Regions from separate parts of the Homo sapiens genome. Here region 2 is linked to region 1. A link is a loop called in an ENCODE intact Hi-C map of the cell type or tissue named here. Cell type or tissue: A673. All regions are shown on one strand.

What was found. Peaks named below come from ENCODE experiments on the same cell type or tissue, not always from the same donor. Only the 100,000 strongest peaks of a DNase experiment are listed, where the experiment ranks them.
Region 2: it touches region 1 in a loop (2.4-fold over the local background); 4 of 110 quality-filtered maps call a loop at or near these places.

Annotation. Positions count from the first base shown.
Region 1 is chr3:89,850,775-89,853,274 of GRCh38, reverse strand. No RefSeq gene overlaps it. Among named protein-coding and RNA genes, the nearest start is that of EPHA3, 740 kb to the right of the region's middle. In A673, a CTCF peak has its summit at 1,036 (motif pointing right); a DNase peak (open chromatin) is centred at 1,084.
Region 2 is chr3:89,576,856-89,579,355 of GRCh38, reverse strand. No RefSeq gene overlaps it. Among named protein-coding and RNA genes, the nearest start is that of EPHA3, 470 kb to the right of the region's middle. In A673, no CTCF peak of the experiment used is centred here; a DNase peak (open chromatin) is centred at 1,005; H3K27ac peaks cover 1,332 bases.

The sequences.
Region 1 (2,500 bases):
TAAAGGAACAAATATATTAAGAGGGATGAAAGAGTAGAATTTTGGCAATAGTGTCTGGACATGAAATATCTTGGTGCCACATTTTATACTGCTGATGGTTTGATGATTTGCCCTGTAACAGTGAAACTAATTTAGAAAATACATATCTATAGCTGCAAATTTCCAGAGGTAACATTATTTTTTTACCCACAAATAATTCTGTCCTTACTGAGATGGGGAATAAATACTGTTACCTGTTGTTCTCATAGGGTAAATAATTTATATTTTCTTCTTCACAAAAAGAAAGTTTGGTTTTGGCTCAGTGTTGGCTATTTTATTTACTTTTGTTTTTGTTATTGTAGTTGCTTTATGAGAACGATAAGTATCTGTAGCATCAACTTAATAAAATTACGTCCCGAACATTGAGTTGGCAAAATAAGCCAACTCTGTATATTTAGGAACAAGCGGCCCATACCTCGTTATTTGTCATCATTCCTTTCCACTCATTTCAAATTCTGCTTATATGTTGCCAGGTGTTATATGTTTATACTTCCAAGTGTTTACTGCATGGGTTGATGGAAACACTAGCTGATCTAACACTACCTGTAATACTAATAAATGTTTTTAAAGTAATGTTGTGTTCATCCTTTAAATAAAAATAAAAACCTAAGGCAAATAGCAGCCCACTAAGCCATTTTTAGTGTGTTGTCCATTTCTTTTCTCTTTTTTCCTGCTTTCTTTTTGCTGTATCTCTGTTCATATTCATGAACCCTTGGCTTCTTTTACTTATCCTCTGTCCAGAAGACTATGTGTGGAAAGAAACATTTAAAAATGAATATTGTTAAGGTTAGGAAATATCTGTTTCAATTCTATTCCTCAAGTTCTGTTAAAAAAAGAAATGGATTTTCCCTAAGAATTGGGGACCTTAATGATAAATACTGACACGCGTTTTAAATTAAACACACTACTTTTTGTTGATTACCTTTAAAGTCTAACTCACTATGGTTTTACTTGCAGAGCAAAGCATTCTCTAACCCAGTCCAGCGCCTCCCGTAGGGGTTCTATGGCCACTTGGTGGCGATGTTGTAGAGGGGATTCATTAGCGGGCTGGGGGTTAGAAACCCGAGGCCCTTTCCAATCCCTGGGCTAGCACCATGATTTACTGAATCACAGCCCTCTAGTTATGTCTTAATTATTTAGAGGGCCTCGTAGCACAGCGACTGGCTCAAATTTCCAATGACAGAGTGATAAAACATGTTACATATACTTACTTTTAACAAAAATAGTTACCATACAAATGTACCAAAAGCTAGCAGAATTAAAGAAAATACTTCAATTTTTTTATTTTTTTCAAAGTAACTACAAGGCACATGAAATGTAAAATAAATAAGTGTTTGAACAAAAAAAGAAATCCAAAAACAAAAACAAAACTGAGTTCATCTCATGTAAACAAAGGTTATGACATACCGAGTCCTGTGAAGTCTGGATCTAATTTACCACCACAGCTTTGTATGGTATTCAATTTTCCCTATGAACATAATATTGAAGCCAAAGTGAACTCATTTTCCCCTGCAGATTCTATGTCTTTTAACGCCTCCATTTCTATGTTTATGTTGCTTCCTCTAACCGGAATACCCTCCCATCCATAGTCCCCCAAACCGCTACGAGTCTCCCCATCTTTAGATAGCTATCCCTAGTCTTCATCTGTTACTTACTCCTCAACAAAACATTGCAAGTGTACTTTAATCAGCCGCATGCACATCTGTTCTCCTAATAAAATATGAGTTTCTTAAGGGGAGAAACCATTTTCATTCTTTTTCTTGTTGCTTTCTTTGTTTCTTTCCTTCCTCCTTCTCCTCTCCCCTACTCCATAACTATGACATGGCTATAGCAGATCTGAAATTGTGCAAGTATTGCAGGTATGATAAGTACAGTATGGTACCTAATCTTATGGTGTTTACAATCTAGCAAGAAACACAGTCAAGCAAATAAACAATTATCTGTATGTGCTTTGTTGGGGGACAAGCATATGGCACAGTAATTCAGGGCCTGGAAATAATGATAAAAGTTAAATGTACTAAGTAGTCACTGTGACACAAACACTTTTTAAAGATTTTACATATGTTAACTTTTTAATCATGACAACAATCCAGGTAGTAGATGCAATTATTATGCTGATTTTACCTGTGAGGATTTAGAGGCCTAGAGAGACGAAAATCATTTATTCTGAGAAAAACAGCTGGATTTCAACTAAGGTGCTTCGGCTCCAGAGAGTATAGTTTTAGGCACTGTCTATAGCACCTTTCATTTTCTATATATATATACACAGCAGAAATATGGATTAATTAATTAATTATTGAAACAATTTCTATGGTATATATGAAAATCAGTTTCTAATTAACAAGTCATAATATGACATATTATTCTCAGATTAATAACATTTTTTATTTTACATACATACCATACTTTTAATCTGTGTTCCATGTACTTTTTTCTCTGAATTATGCTTATATTTTTATAA
Region 2 (2,500 bases), 270 kb after region 1:
CTACGGTTCTCATAGAACCTAGAGACAATCATATAAATAGAATCAATATATTGATAGTTCCAGATTGCTGACAAGGAAAATAAATTAAGTTTCCATGTGAGTTTGTTGCATTTCATATAGGAGCCAGGATAAAATGAAGTTGTTAATTTTCTTGGCTACTCATTATCAACACTTAATATTAACTTTGAACATAATATGATTTACAAATTACTTTTCACATAATTCTGCTCTGTCAAATAAACATGACCATAATGAATAAAAGCTTGTTATAATATTGTATAGACTATATGGTACCTGTTATTGCCATCTAACAAACATACTTAGTAATAATAGATGAAGCCATAATTTAGATGTTTGACACATTTTCAGTTAGCTTTCTTGATGTATAGCTTTCTGTACAATTAATCATTAATAATAGAAGATTTTCTGCAATTAATCAGTCCTTTTGCTGTTGATTCAGTTTTAACAGCCTTTAAGCCATATAAAATGTTCAAAATAGTTTGATTAAACACTTCAGATCAATTTCAAAATGGTATCTATACATGTTTAATACTGGAGAGTCAAACAATTAATGTGGTGATTCTCATTCCAGTTTTAGCTTTTTGTTGTACCTCTTATCGGACATTAAAAATTGCTGCGGTGCATGCAGCATAAGAAATTTTCAGTTTTCTAAAATTGTCCCCTGTCATTTCTCTAAGGAAATGCTGTCTTGATTTTAGTCACTAAGTCCTTGCTCCGCTGAAACAAAAACAAAACTGCAGAGCTTAGTGCAACATACCTCTCCTGCTGAGACCCCATCGGTCCAGGTGTTAAAATTTGGACACTTTTTTTTCATACCCTTGATATATGAAAACAAAACCAGAAGGAAGCTTGTTGAGGAAACTGTGTTTTAAACAGTAGTAGCTCAATCTGTTGATTTACAGGCTACTGATTTACAAGCTGTGAATGAATTGAAGCCTTCAGCAACAGGAAGCTCTGCCATTGGGAAACCCTATAGCTACAGCTGGAGCCCAGGGACCTGCTTGACTGCTTACAGGAAAACTCACTCCAGGAGCCCCCTGTAATCAGAGTTGTTAAGCAGAAGGAAATGTCTTCAGTGTTCTTACATGGCTCTTAATCAGATACTGACAGAGTGCCTTTGATCAACACATTTGCACCATGAGGTTAACCATAGGGTTCAGTATGTCCACATAGATTTCACAGTCAGCTCCCAATGTACACAACCAACAGAGAAGCTATTCAAACTCGATCCTGTTGCTGGCTCCATTTCTGTCCTCTCAACCTCCGGGGTCTGTTGTGAGGATTAATGAACTACATTTTTCAAGTATCTTGCCATCTCTTAACCAGAACTGAGAGCAAACCATGAGGCATTGTTGTGGAGGCCTGTTTGTTACTTCTTTGATATCTCCACGTCTTAATTGAAACCTTAGACAGTGGCACCAGTCCGCTGCCCTGTGTTAGGCCTTTAAGAACACAGTAGTGGAGAGAAAGAAACCTCAGGGAGGAATTATCTCACAGACAGAGATCACTGGTGGGTGAAATGGCCCTGGCTGTGTTATTTTTCATTTGCCAGCTTGGTTGGTATCCAGAATCCGTGACTTGAAATGAAACTACTGTACAGTGGCAGAGCAGAGAAACAAAGTTGGTGCAGAGGTGCCCGAGAAAGCAGCTCACAAGGTGCATCCCAAATTGGTTCCGGCGAGAGTTATATATTTTTCTGTCACTTTAATTGCCTGTGAAATATTTCATGTACTTTGTGTTAGTGGACAAGATGGATTAACTCCATTTTGTTGTAGGGAGAAAGAAATTACTGGGTCTGCACTGAACTTGATGTGGGGAGATATGGGTAACGTGATACTGCTACGTTTTTGAGTAGGTATTACTCATGACAGGATGAAAGTTTATCTCTTCAAACTGATGTATTCACCGGATAATACAGAAAAATATAAACAAAAATAGGTCATGAAATTGTGCAAAACTACAGATTACAGTCATGTCTAAAATAGGAATAAAATAATTGTAACAGAAAACTAAAATCTAAGAAGAGCTTTTTTTAAACTTAAATGTTGACATAGGATTGACAATATTCAAGAGTTACCAAGAAAAACAAAAGCAACTGTTAGAAAGAAATCTGCTTTTAAAAAGTATTTACATCTACTCTTTTAAGCAGTAAATATAAAATTCAAAATATAGCTACTTTCATAGTACTTAAACTACTTGGTTTCACGAGAAAAGCACACACAGGAAATTGAAGAATTATTTTGCATGCTCTAGTTATTGACCTGTAAAAATAAATAGGGAAAAATCAGTGAGGCAAAATAAGAGATAAGTGGTTATGATTACTTTTTGATATAATACCCTGAACTTTAGAGTGATTAAAATTTAGTAAGGAAATTTTTTCGTTGTATTTTTTCAAATTGGCTAAAGTTATGATAATTTAGGGGAGTAGTTAACAACTTTACCTCCCAGGCATCAACATTTACTTCAGATGGAGTCTCAC